2 separate regions of the Homo sapiens genome follow, and region 1 is linked to region 2. The links are chromatin contacts, found by Hi-C or POLR2A ChIA-PET in ENCODE. All regions are on one chromosome and are shown on one strand. The core of a region is the stretch at or near the end of the contact, and the rest is flanking DNA. Distances in the headings are between cores, read along the strand shown. Region 1 overlaps XPO1 (exportin 1). Region 2 has its middle 120 kb from the start of XPO1.

What was found. A loop is a pair of places that touch in the nucleus more often than their neighbours do. ChIA-PET counts read pairs that join two places held with the same protein, here RNA polymerase II (POLR2A). Pooled maps may share reads with other maps.
Region 1: a pooled map shows a loop between it and region 2 (3-fold over the local background). The contact joins two enhancer-like sites. A Hi-C loop is called at or near these places in 6 of 50 pooled maps. POLR2A ChIA-PET finds 5 or more read pairs at or near these places in 8 of 52 experiments (AG04450, H1, HEK293 and 5 more).

Annotation. Positions count from the first base shown.
Region 1 is chr2:61,490,565-61,495,201 of GRCh38, reverse strand. XPO1 (exportin 1) reads left to right here. Exons shown (of 25, transcript NM_003400.4): 12 at 1,111-1,308; 13 at 2,149-2,287; 14 at 2,454-2,635; 15 at 2,721-2,877; 16 at 3,004-3,167; 17 at 4,426-4,560. Among named protein-coding and RNA genes, the nearest start is that of USP34-DT, 22 kb to the right of the region's middle. Within about 2 kb of position 1,566, at least 2 of the 41 ENCODE cell types and tissues checked have a DNase peak (open chromatin) inside an H3K27ac peak, as active enhancers do.
Region 2 is chr2:61,659,240-61,663,528 of GRCh38, reverse strand. No RefSeq gene overlaps it. Among named protein-coding and RNA genes, the nearest start is that of XPO1, 120 kb to the right of the region's middle. Within about 2 kb of position 2,933, at least 9 of the 41 ENCODE cell types and tissues checked have a DNase peak (open chromatin) inside an H3K27ac peak, as active enhancers do.

The DNA.
Region 1 (4,637 bases), core at 317-2,816, 170 kb after region 2:
AAATTTCAAAGACCTTATTTTAAAATTTCAGTTTTAATTCAAATAACATGCATTTGTTCATTTAAAGATATACAATTCATCGTGTAATCCCAGCACTTTGGGAGGCGGAGGTGGGTGGATCACTTGAGGCAGGAGTTCGAGACCAGCCTGGCCTACATCGTGAATCTCTGTCTCTATTAAAAATACAAAAAAATTAGCTGTGCGTGGTGTCACATGACTGTAATCCCAGCTCCTCAGGAGGCTGAAGCACAGGAATTGCTTTAGCCCAGTAGGCTGAGGTTGCAGTGAGCCAAGATCACAGTACTGCACTCCAGCCTGAGTGACAGAGCAAGACTCTGTCTGAAGGAAGAAAATGTCTCTCTCTCTCTCTTTATATATATATATAAACTTAAGTATATATATATATAAACATAAGTATATATATATATACACACACACACACAATTCAGTGGCATATTAGTATATATACAATGTTATACAACCATTAATACCTAGATCCAAAACATTTTCATCACCCGAAGGTGACCCTTTACCCCTAAAACAGTCACTTTCTCCTTTGTTCTCTCCCCAACTTCTGGCAACCATTATTTTGGTTTCTGTCTCTGTAGATATATCTATTCTGATTATACCATATAAAGGGAATCATGCATGTGACCTTTTGTGTCTGGTTTCTTTTATTTGGTGTTGTGTTTTCAATGTTCTTCCATGTTGTAACCTGTATCAATACCTCACTTTTTATCATGTCTGAAGAATATTCTCATTGTATGAATATTCAGTATTTTGTTTGTTCTCTCCTCTGTGATGGTACATTTGGGTTGTGATACCACTTATTGGCACCCAAGGCCTTTTAAATAAATGTCGTTCCATTAGGAGACATGATAAAAATACATATTGATCAACTACTATGTGAGAGATTTTTGAAGTGCTTTAGGGCATGTCAGAAGAAGCAGAGTTACTCCAGAGTTTGCTGTCTATTTGATAAGTATTGAAATCTGAGTTGTGATGAATAAAACATGAATTTTTATTTTCCCTTAAGGTGTAACAAGTGAAAAGCAATTTGAAGTTGGTAATGTTTAAGAATTATTTTAACAGTTTTGGTCTTCTGTGTAGGCCCTTCATTATATGTTGTTGGTATCTGAAGTAGAAGAAACTGAAATCTTTAAAATTTGTCTTGAATACTGGAATCATTTGGCTGCTGAACTCTATAGAGAGAGTCCATTCTCTACATCTGCCTCTCCGTTGCTTTCTGGAAGTCAACATTTTGATGTTCCTCCCAGGAGACAGCTATATTTGCCCATGTTATTCAAGGTAACAGAGCGGTTGGTTGAGTGTTCTTCCTGTTGCATACTGTGGTTTTGAGGTCTGAATCCAAATACTTCTAATCTGTGTAAATAAATTAGCTATAAAAAGAGAACCCAACAACTTCTCCATGAGTGTGGAAAACTAGAACATGAAAGGAGTTGAGTCTAGAACCTTGATTCTCAAGAGTGTGGTCCTTCTCTCAGTATCAACATTGGTTGTGATTTCGTTAGGCAAATTCATTGGCCACCTGCCAATCTACTAAACCAGAGTCTAGGAATGAGACACAGGAAACTCCTGTAACAGAAGTTGGTTAAAAAAATCACATTAAAACACACTTAAATAATTATAAAGCCATTTTTGTAGAATTACAGTGAAAAAAAATTTTTTCTTTTGGAGACAGGGTCTTGCTCTGTGGCTCAGGTTGGAGTGCAGTGGCGTGGTCATAGCTCACTACAATCTTGAACTCCTAGACTAAAGCAATTCTCTTGTGTCAGCCTCCCAAGTAATTGGTTGCAGGCACACACCACCATGCCTAGCAAATTTTAAATTTTTTAGTTTTACTTCATTTATATTTACATAGTTTTTTCTGTTGTGCTTTAAGCCCCAGTATTTTTATTGTTTTAGAGATTGGGTGTCATTTTGTGTTGCTCAAGCTGCTCTCAAATTCCTGGCCACAACAGTTCTTTTTGCCTCGGCCCTCCGGAATAGTTGGAATTATAGGCATGAATCCCTACACATGGCTGGCTTGTGGTTTTTTTGGTTTTGTTTGTTTTTAACTAAGCTTCTACACTAATGATTTCAGTGATCTAACGATTTTTTTCTTGATTGATATATTGTTGAGTATAGGTCCGTTTATTAATGGTTAGTCGAATGGCTAAACCAGAGGAAGTATTGGTTGTAGAGAATGATCAAGGAGAAGTTGTGAGAGAATTCATGAAGGATACAGATTCCATAAATTTGTATAAGAATATGAGGGAAACATTGGGTAAGTTAATAAATACTGTTAATCTTTACCTTTATAAATCTATTCTGGGGTGGAAATACATTTTAGGAAATGTACTTGTAGTTTCTAAATATTTTCTAAATGTATTGTTACTCATCAATAAAATTCTGCTCATTATTTGCATTTGAAACCATGTTTTTCTTTGTAGTTTATCTTACTCATCTGGATTATGTAGATACAGAAAGAATAATGACAGAGAAGCTTCACAATCAAGTGAATGGTACAGAGTGGTCATGGAAAAATTTGAATACATTGTGTTGGGCAATAGGCTCCATTAGTGGAGCAATGCATGAAGAGGACGAAAAACGATTTCTTGTTACTGTTATAAAGGTATGCAAGGGATAGGTATGAATTAGAATTGCTAAATAAGTATTATGTTGTTACAATAAATAATACAAATTTGTCTTATTTACAGGATCTATTAGGATTATGTGAACAGAAAAGAGGCAAAGATAATAAAGCTATTATTGCATCAAATATCATGTACATAGTAGGTCAATACCCACGTTTTTTGAGAGCTCACTGGAAATTTCTGAAGACTGTAGTTAACAAGCTGTTCGAATTCATGCATGGTAAATCTCTTTCTTTACTATATTTTGCTTTTATTTTTATTGAAGAAAATAAATGAATGTTTTTGTCTTGTTAGAGACCCATGATGGAGTCCAGGACAAAATAAATGAATATTTTTGTCTTGTTAGAGACCCATGATGGAGTCCAGGATATGGCTTGTGATACTTTCATTAAAATAGCCCAAAAATGCCGCAGGCATTTCGTTCAGGTTCAGGTTGGAGAAGTGATGCCATTTATTGATGAAATTTTGAACAACATTAACACTATTATTTGTGATCTTCAGCCTCAACAGGTATGTTAAGCACTGAGCATATGTTATTTTTAGAAAGTAACACTTGTATCAATCTGTATGTATCAATGGAAATAGGAGGGCAACTATTGGATCCAATAGAAGTGTTTCTGATTAAATTTTCTTTCTTTTTTCCTTGAGACAGGGTCTTACTCTGTTGCCCAGGCTTGAGTGCAGTGGCACAATTACGGCTCACTGCAGCCTTGAACTCCCAGGCTCAGGTGATCCTCCCACCTTGGCCTCGTGGGTAGCTGGGACTACAGGCATGCACTGCCATCACACTCAGCTAACCTTTTTCCCCCCCTTGGTAGAGATGGGGTTTTGCCAAGTGGCCCAGGCTGGTCTTGAACTCCTAGCTTCAAGCGATACGCTTGCCTCAGCCTCCCAAAATGATTTTATATGTGTGAGCCACCACGCCCAGCCTGGTTAAATTTTCATAGTGAGACAGATTCTTGACCAGAAGATTGTTAGGCTGTTGTCCTATGTAAAATTATTCCGAACAAACAAAATCAGGTGTTTTTTGTTTTGTTTTGTTTTGGGGTGTGTGTGTGTGTGTGTGTGTGTGTGTGTGTGTGTGTTTGTTTTTTGAGATGGAGTTTCACTCTGTCGTCCATGCTGGAGTGCAGTGGCGCAATCTCGGCTCACTGCAGCCTTGCCTCCTGGGGTCAAACGATTCTCTTCCTCAGTGGCTATGATTAACAGGTGCTTGCCACCACGCCCAGCTAATTTTTTTATTTTTAGTAGAGACGGGGTTTCTCCATGTTGGTCAGGCTCATCTCCAACTCCTGACCTCATGATCCGCCCGCCTCGGCCTCCCAAAGTGCTGGGATTACAGGCGTGAGCCACCACCATGCCTGGCCAGTTTGGGTTGTTTGTTTGTTTGTTTTTTGAGGTGGAGTCTTCCTCTGTCACCCAGGCTCGAGTGCAGTATTGCAATCTCGGCTCACTGCAACCTCTGCCTCCCAGGTTCAAGCAATTCAAACCTCCCAAGTAACTGGAATTATAGGCACCTGCCACCACGCTTGGCTAATTTCTTTGTATTTGTAGAAGAGATGGGGTTTCACCACGTTGGTCAGGCTGGTCTGCAACTCCTGACCACAAGTGATTGGCCTGCCTTGGCTTCTCAAAGTATTGGGATTACAGGAGTGATCCACTGCACCTGGGCCAAAATCAGTTTCAAGACGTTTGTGAATTGCTTGTGTGTGGTTTTCCTTATTAGGGTGTATAACATAAACGTTAAAATGTCTGCTTTTTAAAATAGGTTCATACGTTTTATGAAGCTGTGGGGTACATGATTGGTGCACAAACAGATCAAACAGTACAAGAACACTTGATAGAAAAGTACATGTTACTCCCTAATCAAGTGTGGGATAGTATAATCCAGCAGGCAACCAAAGTAAGTATTTCTACCTTTTCTTAAAAGTTTTCATGGGATTTAACAAGACGTGTTCTTTACAAATGTATTGAATTCAA
Region 2 (4,289 bases), core at 1,684-4,183:
AAAACAAACAAAAAACACCCCAGGAATGCAGTTCTTCTGTCCTCAATATATTATAATACTTTATATTAATGTATTTAATGAATAGTTCTTGAGAATTGACTATGTACCAGGTACTAGACCAATTCACAATCCAGCAGGACAGGCAATTTTAAAAAATGGTATAAATGGTTATATTTAAGCATGCCGTGGTGAAAAGGACTATAAAAGAAAAGAAGAAGGTGCAATGAGAATATATAACACCTTGTCTGAGGTGTTAGGGAAGGTCTTCCTGAGGAAGTGAGTAAGAAGCTGAAATGCAAAGGTTAAGTAGGATGAGGTTAGCTAAGCAGAGAGATAGAGAAAGAACTTTTGCGCGTGCCAAGTCTGGAGGTGGGAGAAACTTATCACGCTCAAGGAACTGAAAGGCCTTTGTGAGCTGGACTGTGGGAAGTGAGCAAGAGAGGGTACACAATGAAGCTGGAAATGCACGTGGAGGTCAAATCATGCAGGGCCTGTGGATCGCATTAAGGATTTTAGACTTTCTCCGACAAGAAATGAGAAGCCACTGGAAAGTTGTAAGAGAGAAACAACATGATCACATTTTCATTTTTATGAAAACTCCAGCTGTTATGTGGAGAATAAACTGGAAAGAACAAGAATGAAAATGAGGCCAGGCACAGTGGCAAACGCCTGTAATCCCAGATGTTTGGGAGGCCAAGGTGGGCGGATCATGAAGTCAAGAGATCGAGCCCATCCTGGCCAACATGGTGAAACCCCATCTCTACTAAAACTACAAAAATTAGCTGGGTGTGGTGGCACTTGCCTGTAATCCCAGCCACTCGGGAGGCTGAAGCAGGAGAACTGCTTGAACCCGGGAGGCGGAGGTTGCAGTGAGCTGAGATCACACCACTGCCCTGCAGCCTGGGCAACAGAGCGAGACTCCGTCTCAAAAAAAAAAAAAAAGAAAAGAAAAGAAAAGAAAATGAAAACTAGGGAGCTATTACAGTAGTCCAGGTGAAAGATCATGGTGTCTTGAACTAAGATGACAGCAGTGAAGATAGATATGGACAGACTCAACATATTAATGCACAACCAAAAACTCAGCTTTATGCCTAAGGGGGAAGCAAGGGAAGCATTCTCACTAAACTTAGGAACAAGACAGGATGCCCACTATCACCATGTTATTTAACATCTTTCTAGATGTGTTAGTCAATGCAGTTAGACAAGAGAAGAGAACTCATGGTATCAAAACTGGAAAAAAGTTATAAAGTATCGCTATTTACATAGATTCTATTATTATATATCTAGAAAACCCAACAGAATCAAATATAAAATCCACTATAAACAAAACAAATATTCTATTAATGTCTATAAACCAATTATCTTTTATGTATGCAAATAGCAATCAATTAGATATAGTGGGGGAAAGACACTATTTTTAATAGCAACAAAAAACGTAAATTCCCAGACCAGGCATGGTGGCTCATGACTATAATCCCAGCATTTTGTAAGGTTGAGGTGGGCAGATCACTTGAGCCCAGAGTTCAAGACCAGCCTGGGCAACATAGTGAAACCCCGTCTCTACAAAAAAAAATACAAAAATTAGCGGGTCGTGGTGGTGCATCCCTATAGTCCCAGCTACTCAGGAGGCTGAGGTGGGAGGATCGCTTGAGTCCAGGAGGTTGAGGCTGCAGTGAGCCATGATCATGCCACTGCTCCAGCTTGGGCAACACAGTGAGACCCTGTCTCAAAAATAAAAATTTAAAAATTCCTAGGAATAGACTTGCCAAGAATTGTACAAGGTCTATATGATGAAAACTTTAAAATTTTCCTCAGGAACACAGCAAAAACTTGGAACAAATGGGAAGGTCTCCCATGCTCTTGGATAGGATAACATTCACAAAACATCAGTTCTCCCTACACGCATCCACACATTTAGAAACAGATACACCTTTGATTCATTGGCAAATGCAGTTTGGGTTGCTTAACAGGTGAAAACAGAAGCCACAAGGTGGTAGAACAATGTTAATTGAGGAGAAGTGCCTTTTTATGGAGGTAGAGGCAGAACAGTGTGTGCAAAAACACGGGAAATATTTATTCCATCCAAAGTGTGCAAAGACCTGGGGTGGGAAGTACTTACCCCATCCAACGAACTCAAAAGTGGATTGCAGTAAGTGAGGAAGAGAGAGTATGCATTGAATTTGGAAAGGTAGTGAGTTTAGAAGAAGTGAACAGAAAGTGAAGCAGTGGAGACTGGAGGCTGCAGGCCATAATCCCAGCAAGACTGGCTGCTCTGGAGGCAGGGATAGGATGCTGACTGATAGCTCCTTAGCAAGGGAAGTATTCAGCCCCACCCCTCCCTCTAAGAGGGCAGGGATTCTTCATTGCTATGTTTAGAGTAGTACTGCATATGAACTGGACCTTCATGGATGTCTCCCAAAGTCCCTGAGCTCAGTGACCTTGGTTCTTCCTAGGTCCCATGGCTCTCACTGGAAATTGGTTCTCAACAGTCCATTTTCAGCCCTTCACAGGAGACATATGGTTCTTTTCACAAGACATCCACTCTTGACTTAATACCAGCAGGGCATGATGAACTTGGCATTGTTTATCCAGAAGCAGGGAAGGATGAGTGAGGGAAGCTCCACTCGCCCCAGGGCCACCCTGCTGCAGTGATCTGTGGCACAAAGGCCAGAGAACCGGCTCCTTACAGAGGTGCAGTTGTGGTTAGGAATGGAGGAGAGCTAACAGAACTATGACCTCTTACCCAGAGTTAACCAAAGATATGGCGGTGTAGACTTAGGAAGCCCCAACTTTATGTACCTAATCAATGCCTGATTTCCTGTCCCAAAGAAGCTTGGGCCCTGGGAAGGTGACTTGAAGTCCATTTCCTGGAACAAAGGCACACAGCAGTCCTGCTTCATGAGCTGCCAAGTAAAACTGTCAGAATCTATTTAAGAAAACCAGGCCAGTCTGGCCGTCTGGCTGCATTTACTGAGAATGGCCACTGAGACAAAGAGGGAAAGAGTGTTCATTCAATTCATTCACTGATATTTACTGAGGGCCTACCACATGCCAAGTCTCTTCTAGGTGGTAGGGATACAGAAATGAGCCAAATAGACACAACCCCTGTCCTCACAAGGCTTACTTTCTGGTGGAGGGAGATAGACCAATAAAGATGTAGACAAAATAGTATTAGTTAGAAGGGGTTAAGTGCTTCAGTTTCAGTTAGCATAGAAAAATGTCAATAGGACATTTTTAGGATACAACAAGGTATTGGCAGAGCATATAGATTAGGTGCAGGACCCTGTATTAATGTGGTAGAGCAGTCGATGAGGGGCTTTCTAAAAAGGTGACATTTAAGCTGAATCCTGAAAGATAAAGAGCCAGGCATGTGAAGAGTAAAGGAGAAGGAGAAATATTACAAAGGCCTGAGTTAGGCAAGAACTTGGAATGTTCAAAAAACAGAAAGAACATCAATTTCTGCAGTGCACAGAGTTGGGAAAGATCCTGAAGGTGAGGCTGGGGAGGCCAACATGTCTTGAGAATGTGGGTCTTTCCTAACATGTTGTGCCCGTTACAGCACGATTATCGATTCGAACATAACACTGCCCACTCACAGCTCACTGCCTAACTCAGCTACCTGGCCTCAGCTCAGAGACAGGCCATCTTAAGAAAGTCCCAAGAATGGCCAAAGCAGAAGTCAAGTTTATGCTCCAAAGCTCATATACAACACTCATCGGGGAGCTTCTGGGATTTTCATTCAGATAATTTTCTTTCATCTTAAATACTCTTTTAATAAATTTCCTTATTGGGTTTCCAAGCCAACAGCAAATTACAAGCAACAGATTAGAAGGGGAGGGAAGGGCAGGCACTCTGTTCAAATGACATTTTAATTCAGTGACTCATTTTGCTTGGACACCACACTCCTCTGATACTGGCTTCATGTGACTGCAAGGACTCCCAGGATCACTCGAGCACCAGTCTGACATTTATGTTTACTGTACCATGGTACAGTGAGGACACTGATACACATTAGCAGTCCAAGATACAAGTCCTGATTGCCCCATTCATAGTTTTGTGTCCCCATTAGATTGTGAATGACATAAGGACATGTGTCTTAGTCATCTTTCAGTTCACCCATAACCCATGCCCCTTCTTCAAGCCTAGAATAATGCCAGTCATGTAATAGTGCCTGATAAATGGATCTGGAATAAATAAATGGAAATATGATCTTGGATAAATTACTCTCTGTGTTCCTCAAATGCCTCATCTATAACAGGAAAGAGCATGTGCATCTTAAGGGCTTGCTT